2 separate regions of the Homo sapiens genome follow, and region 1 is linked to region 2. Evidence: read pairs that join two places in POLR2A ChIA-PET (ENCODE). Cell type or tissue: Panc1. All regions are shown on one strand. Each heading gives the region's core, and the rest is flanking DNA. Links, peaks and the distances in the headings are about the cores only.

Region 1 (11,520 bases), core at 1,081-9,080, 82 kb before region 2:
ATTCTTTAGAAAGCCCCTTTGTTTGATGAAACCCTGGTGTCACAGGCTGTGTGACTTAGGGTAATCCCCTTGTCCACATCTGTGAAGTGAGATTACCTCTTCACCTCACAGGCAGATCAAACAGGAAAACAAAAACAAAACCAAACCCAAAATACACGTAAATTGCAGAGTGCTTGAGGTTTCTTTTAAGCTGTCTATGTAATTAAAAGCTGTTACTTAGACTTGGATATGAAATAAAATCTGACTTCAAATTTAAGTGGTGTAATTTCCATGCCTCTTAAAATATCAGGTAACTTCATTTGTGAGCCTCAGTCTGTAGACTTGAGGGATTTCCATCTGAAGAGGGGGCAGAATGGTGGTTTAGGGAACGCAACATGTACCCCACCCCCAACTTTTTTAAGAGGAAGAGTTGAAAGAAATAATGAATGTGTGAGAAATAAGGGGTTTGATTGCCTTCCAGGGTCCATGTTGAAGGAGAGGAAAATGTAGCTCAACCACAGTGACTCTCCCCAATTAAAAACTAAAAAAAGATCCGTGGTTATAGGGCTTGGACTTCGGACAAGCCAGCAGCCTCAGTCATTGTGAGTGTGATTCCAGATTGGAAGGTTCTGCTAGGAGGAAAGTGGAAGTTTTGAGAATTCCTAGTTGGACAGAATGCCTCTTGATCACGGCCTTAGCTAAAGGAGACCACTCTTTGCTGGATGGATCAGTCAGCTACGTGTGAAGTTTGGCTCAGTACAACATTCTCGGCCTGGGGCGGCAGCATGGGAAAGATTTTTATTGGAATTAACTTTCTACAGAGATGTACTTTCAAATGAGACCATCCTTCTCTCACTGGTGAGCTCACCCGGGCTCTTATTCCACAAAGCTTAATTGTTTTGGACCCATACATTTAAACTCCTTAATTAATTGACTCAAGACTTAGGACAGATTTGCTTTTCTTTATAATGACTCCATGGCTGTAAATGCTGCTGATTCAGATGAAAGAGGACCCTAGAGCACAGAATGAGAAGGACGTGGACTCAGGATACCTGTTTCTTTATTCTGACTGTGCTCTTCGTCAGCTCTGGGGCTTTGGACCCCAGTTTTGTAACCACCTAACGAGTTCACCTTGCCTGCTGCCTAGACGGAGCTGATTTATCAAGACAGAGGAATTGCAATGGAGAAAGAGTAAGTCACCCAGAGCCAGCTGTGTGGGAGGCTAGAATTTTATTGTTACTGAAATCAGTCTCCCGAGCATTTGGGATCAGAGTTTTTAAAGATAATTCGGCAGGTAGGGGCTCAGGAAGTGGGGAGTGCTGATTGGTCAAGTTGGAGATGGAGTCACAGGGGGTCGAAGTGACGTTTTCTTGCTGTCTTCTGTTCCTGGGTGGGATGGCAGAACTGGTTGAGCCAGATTACCGCTCTGGGAGGTGTCAGCTGATCCATGGAGTGCAGGGTCTGCAAACTATCTCAAGCACTGATGTTAAGTTTTACAGTAGTGATGTTATCTCCAGAAGCAATTTGTGGAGGTTCAGACTCTTGCAGTTTCTGACCCCTAAACCTTAATTTCTAATCTTGTAGCTAATTTGTTAGTCCTACAAAGGCAGACTGCTCCCAAGGCAAGAAGAGGGTCTTTTTGGGAAAGGGCTATTAGCAGTTTTTTTTCAGAGTGAAACCATAAACTAAATTCATTCCCAAGGTTAGTTTGGCCTATGCCCAGGAATGAACAAGGACAGCCTAAAGGTTAGAAGCAAGATGGAGTCGGTTAGGTCTGACCTCTTTCACTGTCTATAATTTTTGCAAAGGCAGTTTCAGTTTCTCACCTGTAAACGTTGAAGACTGAGCCAGAATCAGGGTCATCAAATAGCACCCCGGCTATACTTTCTTCTCTTCATGACAAACATTGCTGGTCAGTTGATATGATGTTCTTTCCCACTGGGCCCAGACTTGACATTAGAGTCTTTTTTTTTTTTTTTTTTTTTTTTTTGAGACAGTCTCGCTCTATCACCCTGGCTGGAGTGCAGTGGCACCATCTCAGCTCACTGCAACCTCCGTCTCCAGAGTTCAAGCAATTCTCCTGCCTCAGCCTCTCAGGTAGCTGGGATTACAGGAGTGCACCACCACACCCAGCAGATTTTTGTATTTTTAGTAGAGACGGGGTTTCGCCATGTTGGCCAGGCTTGTCTGGAACTCCTGACCTCAGGCCATCCGCTCGCTTTGGCCTCCCAAAGTGCTAGGATTATAGGCGTAAGCCACCACGCCTGGCCGACATCAGAGTCATTTTAGCCTGCAATGCAAGTTGTCCTCAGTGGGCTGCTAGCATTGGCTTCAACCTTCATATCAGCCAGCTAAAGCCCCTTGTAATGAATGGGGAGGTTCCTTCACCCTTGCCTCCCGCTGCCTCCTCTTGACCACTCATTTTTTTTCTTGTAGTTCAGGAACCAATTCAGATGATTTCCCTCGTGAAGTCCTCTCGAAAGCCCCCAGGTAGAATTATTCATTTTTTCCCTTGCATTCCCACAGCACTGTGCACACAAATTAGAATCCTTGTAAAATGGCCATGATTCTGTTTATGACCCTGGCCCTCCACCAGACCAGCCTCTCTGCCCTCTGGCTTTTTTAGATCACTGGCATGGTTTCTGCCTACTCCAGGTGCCAGTATTATTTTGTGAATGTTTTTTTTCTTCATATCTACTCATCTTTATACTACTTTACTCGTAAAAGGAAACTAGAGAACATGATCTTAAATGAAAACCACGATCACTTGCCAGAAAGAACAGGTAACTAGGCTTTGAAAAAATAAGTTAGAGGAGATAGCATAAGAAAAAATTAAAAAATAAATAAAATCAATGAAAACAACGTGTTACTAAATTCTTGAAAAGTTTTTTGAAGACTTTGAGCCTGAGGCCTGTTCTTATTGTTTGTTTGTTTGTTTGTTTGTTTGTTTTTATGACAGAGTTTCGCTCTTGTTGCCCAGGCTAGAGTGCAATGGCATGATCTCGGCTCATTGCAGCATTTGCCTCCTGTGTTCAAGCGATTCTCCTGCCTCAGCCTCCCGAGTAGCTGGGATTACAGGTGCCCGCCACCATGCCCAGCTAATTTTTGTATTTTAGTAGAGATGGGTTTTTGCCATGTTGGCCAGGCTGGTCTCGAACTCCTGACCTCAGGTGATCCACCTGCCTTGGCCTCCCAAAGTGTGGGGATTACAGGCGTGAGCCACCATGCTCGGCCTGTTCTTATTGTTAAAAAGAGAGATTTGTGTGAAAGCTGCTGACGTCTTTTTGGCACCAAGTCAAGACTGAGTTAGTTCTTGTCAGAATCTGATTGTTTGTGAATTGATGGCTTTTTTTTTTTTCCTGAGTTGGGGGTCTCGCTCTGTTGCCCAGGCTGGAGTACGACCACTATAACCTCAAATTGCTGGGCTCAAGCAATCCTTCCGCCTCAGCTGCCCAAGTAGCTGGGACTACTAGGCATGCTCCACCATGCCCAGTTAATTAATTTTTTTTTTTTTTTGAGAGACAGGGTCTCACTATGTTCCCCAGGCTGGTCTCAAATTCCTGGCCTCAAGTGATCTCCTGCCTCAGCCTCCCAAAGCTCTGGGATTACAGGAGCGAGCCACTGTGCCTGGCCGGATTTTAAAGTTCTGCCCATGCACCTCCTTAGCTCTGGCAGTTACTACTTGCAGGCATCTCCTTTGTCTGCCCTGCCCCTTGTTAGGAAAGGCTGTGCTGACTGTCAGCTGGCACCCAGTGCATAGAAGAGATAGTTCTCTGTAGATGATGTTGAACAATGTGGTACTATAATCCCAACCTGTTGTATCTTTGTTTACTCTCAAAAGCAACAATTGGGCTGGGCATGGTGGCTCATGCCTGTAATCGCAGCACTTTGGGAGGCTAAGGTGGGAGGGTTGCTTGAAGTTAGTTCCTTTTTTTTTTTTTTTTTAAAAAAAAGACAAGATCTCGCTCTGTCACCCCGGCTGGAATGCAGTGGCATGATCATAGCTCACTGCAGCCTTGACCACGTGGGCTCAAGGAATGAACCATTGTGCCAGGAGTTCAACACCAGCCTGGATAACATAGCGAGACCCTGTCTCTACAGGAAAAAAAAAAAAAAAGAAGAATTGCATAAGTATCATCAGAACTGTTGAATGGAAAATCAGACTTTGTGGGTTTGGTTTGTTAATTACTTCTCGTTGGATTAGAATTTGATAGGTAAAAAAAAAAAAAAAGGTGTAGAAAAGTGATTCCAGTCTTGAGCAAATTTTTAATGGAAAACGGTGTCTTGGTTCTCTGTTCACTACAACTTGTATCTAAGGGAAAGCCTAGTGATGCAGACATTTCATTTCGTGATGGGAAAACTGATGCCCAGAGGTTCACAGCTGACCAGGGGCTAGTCTGACTGGGGGGATCTAGGTCACCACCCCCCTTGCCTTGTTTTCCCAGCTAGTGCATTTCCTACTAGACTTGACTCTACTGTAATTCAAGTTGCTGAGTAGCAAACAAGAACTACAATGACTAGAAGGAACAGAACTAGCTTTTTTGTGCTCTGAAAGTGGAAACTTATTGAGGGTTCTTTTCCTCCCAGAGAATGCAGAAGTGCCCTGATTTGCTTTTGGAAGGACACCATTCACTTTATTGCCTCTTTTCATTGTTGCCCAGAATATCACCATGATTTATTCATGGGTGGTGGGGAGGGTAGCACTAGTGTATGCTCCCAGCAAAGAGGAACATCTCACGTTGTGAAGAGATGCGCAAAACTAAGCCAGGGCAGGGTGTGGTGGCTCATGCCTGTAATCCCAGCACTTTGGGAAGCTGAGGTGGGCAGATCACCTGAGGTCAAGAGTTGAAGACCACCCTGGCCAACATGGTGAAACTCTGTCTGTACTAAAAATACAAAAATTAGCTGGGTCTGATTGCAGGTGCCTCTAATTGCAGCTACTTGGGAGGCTGAGGCAGGAGAATTTCTTGAACCTGGGAGGCAGAGGTTGCAGTGAGCTGAGACTGTGCCGTTGTACTCTAGCCTGGGCAACAAGAGCCATCTCAAAAAAAGAAGCAAGCCAGATCTTTGGGGTGCTGTGACGGCAAATCCCCCAGCGCTGGCCTCTCAGGTTCTCTTGCGGGATTAGTGTTTGTTGAATAATAAGCAATACACCCTGACCCAGCGAGCCAAAGCAAACAGGACAGTAACTGAAACTGCAGGGGAGTGTGAGTAAACAGTTACCTTCTACCCTCATGGAGCTGGCCTCTGGCCAGCAACATGATAGCTGTTTGCATCTTACTCTTATGGAGCCATTGGCCCTCTCATTAAGGTGGGGGCAGCTTCTGGTCCATGCCTGCAAGTCCTCATGGGAGTGGGTACCTGACAGGGTGTAAAGGGTAGGTCTGAGGACATGGTTTCTTTTTTTTATTGTTGTTGAGATGGAATCCTGCTCTTGTCACACAGTCTGGAGTGCAGTGGCCTGATCTCGGCTCACTGCAACCTCCGTCTCACTGGTTCAAGCGATTCTCCTGCCTAAGCCTCCTGAGTAGCTGGGACTATAGGCGCATCCTGCCATGCCTGGCTAAGTTTTGTATTTTTAGTAGAGACGGGGTTTCACCACGTTGGCCAGGCTGGTCTCGAACTCCTGACCTCAGGTGATCCACCCACCTCAGCCTCCCAAAGTGCTGGGATTACAGGCGTGAGCCACCGTCCCCAGCCAACATGGTTTCTTTAAAATATACTCCCCGCTCCATCCCATTCATGTGTGGGAGTTGAGCTGCATCTGGGTTTTTCTTTTCTCTTTTTCTGTAAATCTTTATTGTATTTTTTTTGGATCATAGAATGGATACATGTTTCTTAAAGTTTGATCATTATAGAAACTTAATTAGACTATTATTTGAGTGCTAACCATAGTGAGTGAGTGCTTACTGTGTGCTAGGTGGCTTTTTATGCCTCATGTCACTTACATGAGGTCTGAGGAACGGTGTTAATCCCGTTTTGCAGCTGAGGAAACTGAGGCTACATTTACGGTCACCTAGCTGGCAAGCAAGTGGCTGAGCCTGGAGCAGCAGCAGATCTGGGGAACTCCACAAACCAGATTTCTGTGTGGTATCCCTGTGGACACAAGGATTTAACTTGATTCTTTTTGCTTTCAGTATCACTTTATGATATTACAATGAGCTTGCAGTATTTATTTTCAGAAGAAAAGCCAGATTATTCCCATTTATGAGAGAAGCAGCCAGGTGGGCAGGGATTTCCAGCGCTGAACCAGCCAGTGTGTGCATTGTCTCTTCCCGCTGAGCGGCCCTGGTGTGCTGGGTTAGTCTGTGAGCCACAGGAAATGTTGTCAGGGCCTCTGGGCTTTTGGATGTCAGCAGGCCTTCAGTGGTGAGGAGGTTGTGGCTGGACTCAGAGGACTCCTTGCTTTTGCTGAACGACCCTCCCCACCAACCACCACCACCACCACCAGTGGGACTAGCCCATGAGCTGTAAGCCAACCTTTTCCTTCCTAACTTAATTTTCCAAAGAATAGTAACTTACCCACCACCACTGCAGTCACTGGGCCGGGAAGACAAGCACTCTTGCCTTGAATCCATGCCTTGAGCCAGTAGCCTTGACCCAGGGTAAAGCAGTTATGTGCTTGGGTCACCTGGGTCATGTTTTTGAAATTGCCTCAAGCCTACCTTACAAATCCTTCCTGGAACCCTGCTTGGCTTTTCTTTGTGGGCTTCCCTTAGGAGGGAAGCTTCCCGAGCAGCTTGTCTTGACTGTAGCCAGCTGGGTGGTCCCAGCCACAGAATTTAACTGTCAAACAGCACCAGAAGGGTTCCTCATCCAGCTGTCTTGCCCCAAGTGCCCTCTTTGCTTTCTTTTTAGAGAGTTCTGAGACTCATTAGAGAGTTTAGAGATTTTAGCATTCTTGAAGTTCTTTCTGTGGTCAGTTTGGTGAACCACTTCATTTCTAAAGTTTCTCAGTTGACCCCATTCTTCCCCAGCTTTGCATTCTCCATGAAGCCACCTGTGTTTGGTGTGTATGGGTTTTCTGCAACCTAGGTTGAACAAGTCCTCTAGAATCCTGAACAATTGGTGATTCATGCTGGCCTGGTTTTTCTAATTGGCCTGGAAATGTGGCTGTAGTGGACACAAGTGGACTTGGCCTCCTCTTTGATGCGGGTAAACTTTAGATTTGCATTAGCTCTGTTTGATTAGAGGATCTTACTGGTTTTTGTTGTTATTTATTTACCTTTTAGGAGCTTTAGTCTCTGTAGGTTTTTTTTTTTTTTTTTTTAAAGTCCGGGTCTTACTCTGTCACCCAGGCTAGGGTGCAGTGGCATGATCACAGCTCACTGCAGCCCCCACCTTCCTGGGCTCAGGTGATCCTGCCACCTTAGTTTCCTGAGTAGCTGGGACTACAGGCATGTGCCACCATGCCCAGCAAATTTATTTCTACTTTTTGAAAACAGGGTCTCACTTTGTCACCCAGGCCAGAATGCAGTAGCACGATCATGGCTCACTGCAGTCTCAACCTCCCAGGCTTAAGGGATTCTCCCACCTCAGCCTCCCAAGTAGCTGGGAGGCTACTTGGCATGCATCACAAGGCCCAGCTAATTTGTGTTTTTTCTTGTAGAGGCGGGGTTTTGCCATGTTGCCCAGGCTGGTCTCGAACTCCTGGGGTCAAGTTATACTCTCTCCTTTGCCTCCAGCCATGAGCCGTTCGTTGCGCCTGGGCTAGTCATTATAGATTTATCCCTTCTTTCATCTCATGCTACAAAAGCAGTTCTTGTATTTTTACCCGACTTGTGATTTTCTACTGGGAATGTTTGTTTGTGATGGTTAGCAGGGTGCTGAGAGGGAATTAATCCCAGGAGGCCCAATATTGGGCCATGTCGTGCTGTTGAGCACAGTCATTTGACACCTATAACTTCTCATCAATTCTTCTGATAGACTGAGGAGGAATTGGGAAATTTCCTAGAGTTTTGTCTGCATTATTGGGTTGTTTTGAGAACATAAACCTTAAACTCTAGCTATGTAAACTGGATAAGTCATTTTGGTAATTTGGCATTCCTTTTTTTTTTTTTTTTTTTTTTTGAGACAGAGTTTCACTCTGTTGCCCGGGGGAATGATCTCTGCTCACTGCAACCTCTGCCTCCCAGGTTCAAGCAATTCTTCTGCCTCAGCCTCCCAAGTAGTTGGGACTACAGGCACACTCCACCGTGTCCGGCTAATTTTTGTATTTTTAATAGAGACAGGATTTCATCATGTTGACCAGGCTGGTAATTTGGCATTCTTTTGAGTACAAGTGAGAGAAACTCACTTGAGCTGGCTTAAGTGAAAAAATTCTTTGTCAGGAGAGTTTTGTGAATTTCTGTTTAGTGGCAAGTTGTAGAAACCACTTGAAACTGCTTAAAGGCAAAAGAGGGAGCCACTTGTCCCAGTAACTGAGACATCCCAGAGCCGACTGCCCCCAAGCATTACTTGGTCCCAAGTTTCAAACGGGTCTTCAGGGTTTGATCTCTCTCCTCATCTCCAGTCTGCTTCATTCATTTTGGCTCTATGTGGTGGCAGAAGGGCTTCTGGCATCTCTGGACCTTTATGCCTCCCAGGTCCAAACCCAGCCAGAAAGGAGAGTGAGAGTGCTGAGTGCAAAACTCTCCTATAGCTCCTATACAAGTCCAGGATTTGCTATTAGACTCCTTGAATTATGTGCCCAGCTCTGAGCCAATGGCTGTGCTTAGGAGGCTCCTGTCTCATGCACCCACCCCAGTACTGGGCATCAGAAACAACCAGTGATCCCTATAATGAACCACGGGTTCACAGACTTAAGTGTAATCCTGCAGCAGGGCCTCAGGAAGACTTGAAACCCAAAATCAGAAAGCCATGGTTTCTTGTCTTCCTGGTGTCTGTTTTGTCCCTTCCCTCTGTAGAGGAGTCCTGCTATCACTGCAGGCAACGGGGCTGCCCTGCAGCTCCTGCTGTTTACATTTCACTCGGTGTAGCCATAGGCAGAGACCTCAGGGAGAACCTGATTCGGCTTGGATTGAGTCAGGTTCCACCCCAGTCCAGTCAGTTGTGGACTGAGAGGTGATGAGGCTGGGCCCTTTAAGACAAATCTGGGTGGGTGGAGTCTGTGCTTAATGAAGTTGTGATGTTAGCTGATGGCCCAGAAGGGACTGGTAGGTGCCTCTCATTGTCTGGTTGGGAAGCATTCTCTTAAGTCCAAGATGATGATAAATAGTATTAGGCCAGGTGCCGTGTCATGCCTCTATACCCAGCACTTTGAGAGGCCAAGGTGGGAGGATCGCTTGAGCCCAGAAGTTCAAAGCCAGAGTGGGCAACATAAAGAGACCCTGTCTCTACAAAAAACAAACAAACAAACAAACCAAAAAAACCCCACAACAATTAGCCAGGCATGATGGCGCACACCAGTAGTCCCAGCTACTCAGGAGGCTGAGGTGGGAGGATTGCTTGAGCCTGGCGGGTCGAGGTTGCAGCAAGCTGTGATCACACCTCTGCGCTCCAGCCTGGGTGACAGAGTGAGACCCTGTCTCAAAAAGTAAAAAATTCAAATAAATAAACAAATAATATCAAGGGCCTCTCTCCCAAGCTAGGAAGATATCAGCTGAAGCTCTAGCCCAGCTACGTGGATGGCTGCTTCCTGCCTGGAAGCGATGCCCAGATCAGCACCTTGGGACCCCCCTGAACTTGCCTCTGCTCCAGTGTGGGCCCTTCCTTCCTGCAGAGGAGACAGCACTGTCTGAGAGGCATGAATGAGAATTTCCTCCTTCTAGGCCCAAGTCAGCATGACTCGAGGATGGCTTTGACTGGAAAAACTGAATCAAAGAGTGTGCTACAGCCAAGGATTTCCCCAAACACTAATCAGTGCTGATTACTTCCAGGGTATTGCCTTTGGCTCTGTGGAGTTTTGTCCACTGTGGCTGCAATGTCTGGCTTCTGCTGCCCAGAAGATGAGAAATGAGTTTGTAGGGATGAGCCTGGGTGAAGGGATGTGCCCCCTCACCATCCTGACCTCTATTAGGTGTAAAAGACCCTGATTGCCAAATTCATAGGTCATGGGTTGGCTCTGCCTCCAGCATTAACACTTGGGGGTGGAGTTGGGGAATCATAGTATTACTTGCATAAATGGAATCCTAAAAGTTTGTTGGGACAGTTTCATAAAAATCCTCACCATGATCAGTTTGAAAATGACGTTCCCTTCACATGTTTGTCTTCTGAACTGAGTTGCAATGCTGAGTATGAGTTTGAGAGTCCCAAGACCATCTAAAGCAAGCCTGTCCAACCCACAGACTGCAGGCTGTAGGCAGCCCAGGACAGCTCTGAATGCGCCCCAACACAAATTCGTAAACTTTCTTAAAACATTATGAGATCCTTTCGCATTTGTTTTTTAAAGCTCATCAGCTATCATTAGTGTTAGTGTATCTTATGTGGCCAAGACAATTCTTCTTCTTCCAGTGTGGCCCAGGGAAGCCAAGAGATTGGACACCCCCGATTTAAAGGAAGTAACTCAATTTTGTGAACCTGAAACTTGATCTTGGATGAACCAAATGAAATTTTATGATTCTCTTAAGCTCACGAAAGTTCAATAACTGTGCTGTGTAAAATAGAGGTAAAAGACTTGAGTTGGACCAGGAATGGTTGCTCATGCCTGTAATCCCAGCACTCTGGGAGGCTGAGGCGGGTGCATCACTTGAAGTCAGGAGTTCAAGACCAGCCCGGCCAACATGGTGAAACCCTGTTTCTACTAAAAATATAAAAATTAGCCGGGCGTGGTAGTGTACGCCTGTAGTCTTAGCTTCTTGGGAGGCTGAGGCAGGATAATCCCTTGAACCCAGGAGGTGGAGGTTGCAGTGAGCAAGATCATACCACTGCACTACAGCCTGGGCTACAGAGCGAGACTCCGTCTCCAAAAAAAAAAAAAAAAAAAAAAAAAGACTTGAGTTGGTTCTAATAGAATACCTTGGAGAACCTCAAGATGCCTTCTGGTCCAGCCAGGTTTACAGATTGGAAGATATTCTGTTAATCAGAATCTCAGAGAGGGACAGGCCCTGATCAAGGTAACACAGTGAGTTGTGGTAGCTGGGCTGGGCTAGAACCTGGGCCTCCTTGGTTCCAGGTCACAGGGACCAAGGGATTTGGCTTGTCTTAGTCCTACTTGTAACTACAATACTGCCTTCTGCTAGGAAGAATAAGAGCTTGCAGGCTAGAGGAATTTATAGGAATTTTCTTTCTTTAAAAAAATCCCCCCAAAACCAGCTTTACTGAGATATAACTCACACACCATAAAATTCACCCTTTTAAAGTATGCAATTTTTAGTATATTCACAGAATTATGCAACTATCATCACTATAATTTTAGAATTGTTTTTTTTTTTTTGGAGACGGAGTCTTACTCTTGCCCAGGCTGGAGTGCAGTGGTGCAGTCTTGGCTCACTGCAACCTCCATCTCCCAGGTTCAAGCGATTCTCCTTCCTCAGCCTTCCGAGTAGCTGGGATTATAGGTGCATGCCACCACACCCAACTAATTTTTGTATTTTTAGTAGA
Region 2 (11,520 bases), core at 1,461-9,460:
TCCTGCCTGAGTAACCCAGGTCCCTGATTGCTGGTTTTGCTCCCTGACACCTGCAGGCCTGCCACTCCACCTCGCAAAGTCCCTGAGTGACAGCTTGCAGGTGCTTGCCTGCCTGGGGTGGATGAGTGATGTGGATGGCTGTAGGATCCTGTGAGTCCCTTGAGGATGCAAAAGTAGAGCGCGTTTTGCCTTAGAGGAATGGACTTGTTGGCTTGGGGCTTGAGGACCCTCCCAGAGGTCAAAGACTCGGTTTTATAGAAGGGAAGTGATTTCCCTGAGGACTTTGGTCTTCTCTTCTCTTGGTTGTGGGTGGCTTCAAGCAGCTTAAATTTCTCACCGCACGTTCCCCTGCGCAGAGCAGTTTGAGAAGCTGGTGGCAATGTCTCCATTACGTGCTGTGCTGGGAGCCACTAGGATTGGGGACCACTCCATGTAGTACTCTGGCACCTTTAGAAATCCCTGTGAGCTCACAGACCCTCACAGAGTAACAGCTTCTACCTTGAAATGTTCTTAACGTGGTGGTCCTGGCTGCTCCTGGAGGGCCCTAAAAGGGATGGTGCTGAGGGTGGCTCTCTCAGTCCCATCCTCTTCTGAGCTGTCTGGTCAGTGTCTTGTGTATGTATATTTTGAAGAATAAGATTCAGGTTTCAGAAGCATGTAGAGGAGAGTGAAACTGTCTTGCAGCCTGCGAAGTCGTGGCGAAATGCACTGGCCATCACTACCCAGACATCCCTCACTTCATAGCCCTGTTGGGGAATAAACACAGTCCATTCCTTAGTTGGGGCCTCAGGGGACACTTTAAAATGCTGTAGGCATTGTAGGTGTAAATCTCCGAGATTTTTTCCCTCCCCCTTCTTAGGTTATTTAAGGTACAGTTCATTTTCTATCTGAGTTTTTGTTTTGTTTTTGACTGGTAACAAGAGCATACTTTCTTTTATGGGATGGGTGGGCTTAACTGGAAGAGGGTTTTTCCCTCTCTTTTTTAGCACTTCAGAGAAGAGGCCAGAAAACTTTATGCGGGTGAGGGAGGAGGTATCCCCAAGACCTCTGGTTAGCCTGAGGTCTGCTTAGTGAGCCCCTGAATTGTTAGGGGCTGTGGGGAAACGGAAGCTCGGGAAGAGTTGGCACGTTGGGAATGCCACGTTGGCTGAAGTAGCGAGTCAGTCCTGCCTTAAACAGTACAAAAAGGAGACCTTTCCTGCCCCTTGGCTGGCTCCCAGCTCTGTTGAATTTGACCTGTACACATTTTACCAGGAAATGTTGTTCACATGAGGCAGGGGGCCAATTGGTTTTGTGTGCAGTGCTTAAAAATGCTGGAAAATTAATCCTCTCTTCATTGATGCAACCAGTTTTTTTTTTTTTTTCTTGGCCTTTACCCCCTTCCTTATTACAAAAGGAATGTGACAAAATATACATAGGCCAAATGCTACACCCTTTTAACACTTGATCAGCAACAGCTTTCAGCAGGGCCTGCATTCCAGCAAGGCTGCTGGATTCTTGGGGGGAACTCGTCTCTCCCTCACACTTTCCTGTTACATTATGCCTGGCCGATTGTGGTGAAGGGGATCTTGATCTACTGAGACAGCCATGAGATTTCTTGGAGCCTCGATTTGGAGGGAGGGAACTTGGCCAACCATGGAGAGAAGAAGCCGGCTGTGTGCCAGCCTGGAACCGGCGAGAGGAGAGAAATGGCGCACACATGGCTATCGCGTGCCACCCGGCCACCCGTGAGGGTGCCTGCCAATCCTGCAAGCACCATCTGCCTTCACACTTGCAATTTTATTTTCTTTCACATGGAAATGGAAGTTCAGATATTGTGCGATGGTCTTAGCACAGGTCTAGGTGAACTCTTGCAAATCCCTGTTGCAGCCTGGGGGCCTCAAACTGATTCCTAGGACAGAAATGGTTCTGTTTGGTGAGTGGCCCCAGGCCCAGCTGCACTGGCTGGCACTGGGTATGATGATGGGGAGGTGGTGTGGCAGAGCAGCTAGGACACAGATTTGGGGGCCATGGGTATGAGGCCCAGCTCGCACCCTTACCAAGGTGTGTGACTTGGGGCACGTTCCTTTACCAGTCTGAGCCACAGTTTCCTCTCCTGAAAAAATGAGATGACAGTAGGAACTACCCCTTAGGACTGTTTTGATCTTGAATTGAGGAAATGCATAAAAGCACATAGCATGGTGCTTGGTGTGTAGAAAATGCTCATTAAGTTGCTTCTGTTATTATTAGCTGCTCTTATTTGATCTAATTTTTCTGTTATTCTTGCCTTGTGGTCAAAAGCTAGAAGAAATAGATCTAAGATACTTTCTACATTGATTGGAATCAAGTCTCCCCTGTCCGTGAGAAGAATGAGGGATCTTGAGGGGATTTTAAATGCCAAGTTAGCTTTTTGGTACCCAAAGGTAAACTGAGTTTTCTCTCTTGTTCCAGGGCAACATGCAGGTTCTGGTGACTTACGGTGGCGATCCCATCCCTAAAAGCCCTTTCACTGTGGGTGTTGCTGCACCGCTGGATCTGAGCAAGATAAAACTCAATGGGCTGGAAAACAGTAAGTGCCTGAATGGAGAGCAGATGGGTTGTTGATGACCCCCCAACGTGGCTGCTGGTTAGATTTTCTTCAAAAGGTGAAATTTGCAGAGAAGCAAATTCTATGTTAAGAGACTTTGCAGTTGCACAGACTTTGGTTCGAATTAAGGCCGTGGTGTGAAGTAACTGTGACTGTGTCTGCCCCTTAGCCACACCGAGACTCAGCTTTCTCATTTGTACAGTGGGGGGTGGTCGGCGGGGAGAGGTTGAGAACACCCATGGGAATATTTTGAAAATTATATGAGCTAATGGTTCAGAGGCTGGCACGTAGTCAGCCCCCTGGCATTGCAGTAGGAAGTTTTCATTAAAAAGAGAATTTGGGCTATGTTGCTTTCTGATGAGTTTCTAACTGTGCCAGCTATCCTTGGCAACTGAATCCGCACTAAGGTTGCGAGTCAAGCATAAATGCCAAATCCCTGGCACTCAGAAGTCACTACCACCACACCTCTGCCCCATCCCAATGTTCCTTTAGCTTGTTAGGGATTTTACTAGTATAAGCTCATTTCGCTTATTTTCAATTTTCTGATTATTTTTTAGTAGGGAAAATTTCAAACAGAAAAGGAAAGAGAATAGTATAACATGAACACTGATGTACTTATCACTCAGCTTCAGATGTGCAACACATGCTCATAAAATGATTTTTTTATACAAGTAAAAATATATCCATTTTTCATCTAAAAAACATTACAGTTAAGGGATAATTCCACTTTAACCCTCACCTCTCCTTCTCCCTAGGGTTAACCAAAGTTTTCAATTCAGTTTCTGTTCTTCCAGATCTTCTCTCTGCATCTATACATATAGATGTGCCTGTGGAACACATTTGGCTGTATTTATTTTGCATTAAAGTTGCCCTGCTGTATAAACCTACTTCTTCGGCCTGCCTTCCAACAGTGCATCTCGGGAATCATTCACTCCTACATCTTTTCCGTCTGTGTTTACTGCTGAGTGGCTCCAGACTGGATGTACCTCAGGGCTCACATTCACCTGGTTTCAGGCTTACTGAGGCAGGGCTGAGTGCATACCCCCAGGACGGGGCCTCCTGTATTCACCTGTGAGGGTTTCTCCAGAGTACCACTAGCAGTGCCATTAGTGAGCATCTTCCTTCACTCGTGACCCAAGTGCACAAGTTGCAAGCAAGGCCAGCTCCCAGTTGCAGAGATCCAAAGTGAGAGCTCACTGTTGGCTTTTGTGGCTGGAGCAGCCAGCTCTGAGTGTGTAAACGTCCACTGCCCAACCCTGTCATGTGTCCCCTTGTCACTCCTTTCCCCAAGACACTGAGAGCTTTGACTCCAGAACAGGAAAAGCAGGGTGCCAATTAGGAAAGCCTCTTTTCCGGTGGGAAGTAGCGATCCGGGACCTCCTTGCCTGTGGTTCGGCAGTGTCCATCTTGCCAGGCCCTATGTTCCTTCAGAGTCAAGGTTCTCTGGGTTGTGGCAGGGGCCCTGTGTTCCCAGTGCTTTTGTTTTGGGTAAAGTCCTTTCCCTGTTCTTGTCTAATCTAACACTTGGGCTTCCTGCAGCCCTGCTTTGCAGAGACCTTTTGGAAACCATCACGGTACAGTCAGTTCTCAGCACTTGCTTCAATCGGCTCGCATTTGGCAGCTCTGTGACTTCTGCTTTCTTGAGGGGGAGGGGTGCCTATAAGATGGAGTTGGCTGCCAAGAATTAGTAAATAAAACATTGACTTATGAGGGTGTTTGGATATCAAGTTAACACCAAAAGTAAGTAAATAAGAGACGACAGTGTCAGATTACAACTTTCTGGTCAGCAAAGATTGTGGGGTCAGGTAAATTTCACTTTGAGTCCCAGCTTGGCAGGCTGCTGCATATGTCACCCTGGACAAGTTACTTAACCTCTCTGAGCATCAGTTTCCCCATCTGTGAAAGCCATTGGTTAATAATAAATACCCCATAGGATTGTGGTGAAAATTAAGACAATAACCTATTTGTGCTTGGCATATAAAATGCATTCAGTAAATGATAGCCGTTATTGCTGTCATCACTAATTGATTATTGTGCCGACACTTGTTGTTACTGAGGCTGAGATGCTGATGATACTTACTCAGCTTTGCTGCTTGTCCTCTGCAGCAGCTGTTGCTTACAGTGGAGGCTGAGATAAGTCCCCGTGTCCAAAGAACCATTGCTTCTGTGCTCTGGATTGTTCCTGCTGCTGAAAAGGGTCAGCTCTTCACCTCAGCTTGTGTTTCTTTTCCAGGGGTGGAAGTTGGGAAGGATCAGGAGTTCACCGTTGATACCAGGGGGGCAGGAGGCCAGGGGAAGCTGGACGTGACAATCCTCAGCCCCTCTCGGAAGGTCGTGCCATGCCTAGTGACACCTGTGACAGGCCGGGAGAACAGCACGGCCAAGTTCATCCCTCGGGAGGAGGGGCTGTATGCTGTAGACGTGACCTACGATGGACACCCTGTGCCCGGGAGCCCCTACACAGTGGAGGCCTCGCTGCCACCAGATCCCAGCAAGGTCAGCCTTTGCTTTTGTCCCAGAACTTGTCTCATTGCTGTCAAACATGACACCATAGTCCTTCTCTGGTTCTTCCTGGCAAAGACCTTCTGAAAATCGTTTTGTGATGAAAGTTAGCACAATTCACTGTGAAAGGTCCCCTGGGTAGGTGGGTCACAACCCTGCTCCTCCTCTTGCTCTCTGACTACAAGACTTTGGTGAGGGGCTCCCTGTCCCAGAGTCTTCTTTCTTCGCTTGTTAGCATAATCACAGTCCTCACTACAAAGCCAGCCTGTAAGGGGTAGGTGAGTTAGCAAACGTGGAGGCCTCTGCCCAGCACCCAGCTCACAGACGGAGCTCACCCTCCAGAAGCTAGAATCATGTAATATAAAAATACATTATTCTGGCCAGGCGCGGTGGCTCATGCCTGTAATCCCAGCACTTTGGGAGGCCGAGGCGGGCGGATCATGAGGTCAGGAGATCAAGACCATCCTGGCTACCACGGTGAAACCCCGTCTCCACTAAAAATACAAAAAATTAGCTGGGCATGGTGGCGGGCACCTGTAGTCCCAGCTACTCGGGAGGCTGAGGCAGGAGAATGGTGTGAACCTGGGAGGCGGAGCTTGCAGTGAGCTGAGATCACACCACTGCACTCCAGCCTGGGCGACAGAGCAAGACTCCGTCTCAAAAAAAAAAAAAAAAAAACCACAAAAAAAAACATTATTCTTGGCTGGGCGCAGCGGCTCACGCCTGTAATCACTGCACTTTGGGAGGCCAAGGTGGATGGATAACTTGAGGTCAGGAGTTTGAGACCAACCTGGCCAACATGGTGAAACCCCATCTCTACTAAAAATACAAAGATTAGCTGGGTGTGGTGACGCATGCCTGTAATCCCAGCTACTCGGGAGGCTGAGGTGGGATAATCGCTTGAACCTGGGAGGCAGAGGTTGCAGTGAGCTGAGATTGTGCCACTGCACTCCAGCCTGGGCAACAGAGTGAGATTCCGTCCCCTCCAAAAAAAAAAAAAAAAGTTCATCGTCATTTCTTCATAGTAACCCTGACTCAAGGGGTTTTGGAAGATTTCCAGTGGTCTCAATGGTGTGAATCCTATGAAGGTGTCTTATTTGTTGAATTAGAGGTGAAAGCCTCCTTCCTCACTCTTTTTTAGAAACAGTTTAGTTTTATTATTATGCAGAATTTGTTGAGCAAATTGCAACAGCCCAAGCCACAGCTAGCTCCACAAGAGCCCTTCCATGAGCCCTCAACCTGGGATCTCGTGTATCTTTGTTGGAATGGACATTAGGTTTCCAAGTCCAGGCCTGTGATTTAGAAGGGTCAGGTTGGGTAGGAGAGAGGAGAGTCTTGGAGGGGCTGCTCCATGGGGGTCACACCTCTCTCCTGTGGGTTTTCGCTGGTGATTGAGTTCTGAGGCATTTGCTGCATTGACTGTTGTAGCTTTAACTCGTGTGCACGTGTGACACATAAAGCCCCAAGAGAAGGGCTGCCTGGCTCAGATGCACTTCCATGCTGATTATATGCATGGGTGTTGAAAGCAGTGCTGGCTGAGCAGCGATCCCAGTGCAGTTTGACTTTATTCTTTGCTCAAATAGGTGAAGGCCCACGGTCCCGGCCTCGAAGGTGGTCTCGTGGGCAAGCCTGCCGAGTTCACCATCGATACCAAAGGAGCTGGTACTGGAGGTCTGGGCTTAACGGTGGAAGGTCCGTGCGAGGCCAAAATCGAGTGCTCCGACAATGGTGATGGGACCTGCTCCGTCTCTTACCTTCCCACAAAACCCGGGGAGTACTTCGTCAACATCCTCTTTGAAGAAGTCCACATACCTGGGTCTCCCTTCAAAGCTGACATTGAAATGCCCTTTGACCCCTCTAAAGTCGTGGCATCGGGGCCAGGTCTCGAGCACGGGAAGGTGGGTGAAGCTGGCCTCCTTAGCGTCGACTGCTCGGAAGCGGGACCGGGGGCCCTGGGCCTGGAAGCTGTCTCGGACTCGGGAACAAAAGCCGAAGTCAGTATTCAGAACAACAAAGATGGCACCTACGCGGTGACCTACGTGCCCCTGACGGCCGGCATGTACACGTTGACCATGAAGTATGGTGGCGAACTCGTGCCACACTTCCCCGCCCGGGTCAAGGTGGAGCCCGCCGTGGACACCAGCAGGATCAAAGTCTTTGGACCAGGAATAGAAGGGAAAGGTGGGTTTCATTTAAAAAAAAAAAAAAAAAAAAAAAGACAAGCTGGGACTTAAGGGCTACCTGAAACTTGGAGCTGCAAACTCAGCCACCTGCAGGAGCCAGGTGACATATAAGGCGGTGCTCACCTGTTCCCTCTGCCTCGGGGAGTAGTTGGGGGGCCCTGGTGAAGGTTAAGCACATTGCATTTCTGGGGACCGTGCTACTCAACCCCTGTTTTCTGTTTCTCCATGGGGAACAGGACCTAGCATTGTCAGCAGAATCTCTAGTTTTTTGGCAAAGGCAGAAATCTTGATTTTTCTCTGGAAACTCAACATACAACATGTTGGCATTTAATTGGAAAAAAGTTTAAAATGTAGTGTTGTCTAACACCTGCATGCCACACAGCAGGTTAGTCTTCAACCTTTAACCTGTCCTCGAGCCCGGTGTGAGCAGTCGTGTTGTCACTTAGCCGTGGCTACTCTAGAAAGGCCTTCTTTGGGATGGAGGGGGTTAATATTCTTGATTTGAGAGTTAGAAAAACCAGTTTTCCAGTTACTGAAATTGGACTTCATGTGTCCTGAAGTGCCAAGAACCTTGGTTCTGGGGTTTGCTTTTGGGTCTGGGGTACTGGTGGCAGTGTTAGCTATGTGCTTGCTCTGCAGATGTGTTCCGGGAAGCTACCACCGACTTTACAGTTGACTCTCGGCCGCTGACCCAGGTTGGGGGTGACCACATCAAGGCCCACATTGCCAACCCCTCAGGGGCCTCCACCGAGTGCTTTGTCACAGACAATGCGGATGGGACCTACCAGGTGGAATACACACCCTTTGAGAAAGGTGAGCCGCCCTGTCCTCGGACTGGACCCTCGTTCAGAGCTGCCCTTGGTCATTGCCTCCTGGTGGCTGGTACTGATGCCTGCCCCATGTGCTAGGCCTGTCTCAGCAGGGCCACGTGCAGAGTGACAGAGTGGAAGTCAGCGTCCGCTGCAGTCACCTGCCCACTCAGTGCCTGGCTTGCTGGCCTTGTGTAATAGGTGGGCTGGGTTTAGCCTCAGTCTCACCTCAGCAAGTTATGGGGTAATGTCATGATGTTGCTCATTTGTGCCATTTTTCTTTGCGTATGAATTTCTTTCTTCTTGAGTATTAGGAATTATAAAAAATTTCAATAAATAGAAAACCATAAAGAAAAAAAAGTGCCATGTATATCTCCACTACCTGGAGATCGGAAGCCTGCGATATTCTGATATAGATATTTTCAGTCTTCTTGTGGATGCCTGTTTCTTCTGTTTCACGGGTTTCGCTTTTTCTTTTGGTTAATGGCTGGATGGTGTTTTCCCGAATGAGAGTAGTCTGTTTAGGATGACTGACTTGAATATTTGCTTGGTTGGGGTGGAGTGGCTTATGTGACTGCAGATAGACGGTTTGTATTATTTAAAAGTCAGATCATACCTACATTACTGTGGGATTGTTTTGTTTTGTTTTGAAACAGGATGTCACTCTGTTGCCCAGGCTGGAGTGCAGTGGTGTGATCACGGCTCACTGCAGGCTCAACCTCCTGGGCTCAAATGATCCTCCTGCCTCAGCCCCCTGAGTAGCTGGAACTGCAGGTGTGCACCACCACACTCAGCTAATTTTTGTATTTTTTGTAGAGATGGGGTCTCGCCATGTTGCCCAGGCTGGTCTTGAACTCCTGGACTCAAGTGATCTACCCACCTCGGCCTCCCAAAGTGCTGGGATTATAGGTGTAAGCCACTGCCCCCAGCCACATTACTGTGTTTTTAACCCCCTTTTCCAAATAACATAGTATAGCATGCAGACTTCGATGCTAGATGAAACTCTGAAGTAGAGAATCATTTTTCACAAATAGGGGATTTGTATGCAAATATGCGTTTCTGTTTGTTGTTTTGAGCAGGTCTCCATGTAGTGGAGGTGACATATGATGACGTGCCTATCCCAAACAGTCCCTTCAAGGTGGCTGTCACTGAAGGCTGCCAGCCATCTAGGGTGCAAGCCCAAGGACCTGGATTGAAAGAGGCCTTTACCAACAAGCCCAATGTCTTCACCGTGGTTACCAGGTAGGCAAGGCCCTACATTTGGTGTCTTGAGTCTCACTTTTGTGGCTAGATTCTACCTATGTGTCATGGTTTCCTAACTTTTGATAAGATGAATTTTTATTTTTATAACATGTATTTCCTTCTGTAGAGACTTATGTTACATAGAAAGACCAAGCATACCTAAAAAACATACCAAAGCACTTGATAATGGTCATGAAACTATTTAGCAAACCAGGAGTCAATCAAGCTCTATAACTTGATAATGTAAAAATTTGTAGCCAACCTTGTAAGTATTTTTATTAAAGTTGGTTGCAAGGCATATGCCTGCGTTGTACTTGCAGTCCTAGCCAGTGCAATTAGATAAGAAAAATAGGCTGGGTGTGGCGGCTCACACCTGTAATCTCAGCACTTCAGGTGGCCGAGACGGGACAATTGCTTGAGGCCAGGAGTTTGAGACCAGCCTGGCCAACATGGCAAAACCCCATCCCTACAAGAAATATAAAAATTAGCTGGGCTTGGTAGTACACGCCTGTAATCCCAGCTACTACTTGGGAGGCTGAGGCATGTGAATTGCTTGAACCCAAGAGACATAGGTTGCAGTGAGCCGAGACCGCGCCACTGCACTCCAGCCTGGGCAATGGAGTGAGACTCTGTCTCAGGAAAAAGAAAAATAAATGAAGCATAAGCATTGAAAATGAGGGGTCAGAGTGTCTTTACTTACATTATACTAATGTGAAATTCCCTATGTGAGAGGTGTAGTAATTGAGTTGGGGTGGCTACGTGGAATAGTTTATAAAGGGAATTTGCATGAATTTTGGCAATAAGCAGACCAGCATAAATAAATGGTGCACATTTCACTTTCTTTTCCACTCTTTCCAGAGGCGCAGGAATTGGTGGGCTTGGCATAACTGTTGAGGGACCATCAGAGTCGAAGATAAATTGCAGAGACAACAAGGATGGCAGCTGCAGTGCTGAGTACATTCCTTTCGCACCGGGGGATTACGATGTTAATATCACATATGGAGGAGCCCACATCCCCGGTGAGCTATTCCTCAGAGAGGACCCCAGAGAATAATTGATTTTGCAGGAAAATGGGTTTGATTTTGGTTATCTCTCTGAGTGGGGAAAACAATCTGATATTTGTAATAGCTGCAAAAGGAGAGTTTTTCTTAGGGCTACATCTCCAAGATTATCTCAACTCCCAGTAGAACCGGTAACATGGCAAAAAGCATCGGCTTAGAATTTTGACTGGAAACAGTTGTGCGTGTGTTGGAGGACCTAGTTCTTGATTCAGGGGAAAGCTGGTTCTTTACAAAGTTGAAAATCACAGTGGCTCACACCTGTAATCCCCAAACTTTGGGAGGCCAAGGCATGCAGATTGCTTCAGGTCAGGAGTTTGAGACCAGCCCAGGCAACATGGGGAATCCCCATCTTTACAAGAAATACAAAACTTAGCTGAGTGTGATGGTGCGTGCCTGTAATCCTAGCTATGTGGGGTGGGGGCTGTGATGGGACGATGTCTGAGATGGGAGCCTGGGAGGTTGAGTGAGCTGAGATTGCGCCACTGCGCTCCAGCTTGGGTGACAGAGGAAGACCCTGTCTCAAAAAAAAAAAAAAAGAAAAAGAAAGAAAATTTCTACCTTATTTTGTGCTTGGCTCCTTATTCATGTGTCTTGGTTTCTTTTTTTTCACTGACAATACTAGTAGCTGATCAAGATATGCAGATTCAAATTCTTTCTTTTGTATTTAGTGATGTCATGTGTAATCACTGTGAAACACGGTTTCTCAACTCCGGCACTATGACACTTTGGGCTAGATGATTCTTTGTGGTGTGGGGCTGTCCTGTTCATTGTAGACTTTTGTCAGCATCCCTGCCCTGTACCTGCTAGATGCCCATAGCAGACTTCTCCTTCCCCATTCTTATTTGTGGCAACCAAAAATGTCTCCATATCTTGCCAGATGTCTTAAGGGACAAAATCACTTCAGCCTGAACCACTGCTGTAAAGATTCAAACAATAAATAAATATATGACTTAAGTAGTGAAAGACCCTCCTCCATTTGTTTTGGGGGGAGGACTCTCCATAGGTTCTAGTTATCTACTCAAATGATTGTCACCCCCACACATTTTATTTATTTATTTCAATAGCTTTGGGGTACAAGTCGTTTGTGGTTACATGGATGAATTCTATAGTGGTGAATTCTGAGACCACCTCCCCCGCCCCCATTTCTAAAAGGGCAG

Evidence for each region. ChIA-PET counts read pairs that join two places held together with the same protein. Peaks named below come from ENCODE experiments on the same cell type or tissue, not always from the same donor. Only the 100,000 strongest peaks of a DNase experiment are listed, where the experiment ranks them.
Region 1: POLR2A ChIA-PET joins it to region 2 with 7 read pairs; 5 of 35 experiments call an interaction of 5 or more read pairs at or near these places.

Annotation. Positions count from the first base shown.
Region 1 is chr3:58,035,116-58,046,635 of GRCh38, forward strand. All of the region lies in intron 1 of FLNB (filamin B), which reads left to right. Among named protein-coding and RNA genes, the nearest start is that of FLNB, 32 kb to the left of the region's middle. RefSeq lists enhancers at 1-252, 3,040-3,540, 4,359-4,938, 6,301-6,815, 7,331-7,844. In Panc1, for the core only: no CTCF peak of the experiment used is centred there; no DNase peak of the experiment used is centred there; H3K4me3 peaks cover 1,969 bases; H3K27ac peaks cover 8,000 bases.
Region 2 is chr3:58,116,442-58,127,961 of GRCh38, forward strand. FLNB (filamin B) reads left to right here. Exons shown (of 46, transcript NM_001457.4): 19 at 2,431-2,548; 20 at 4,800-5,062; 21 at 6,652-7,249; 22 at 7,891-8,064; 23 at 9,140-9,302; 24 at 10,161-10,321. Among named protein-coding and RNA genes, the nearest start is that of FLNB-AS1, 48 kb to the right of the region's middle. RefSeq lists a silencer at 1-51. In Panc1, for the core only: no CTCF peak of the experiment used is centred there; no DNase peak of the experiment used is centred there.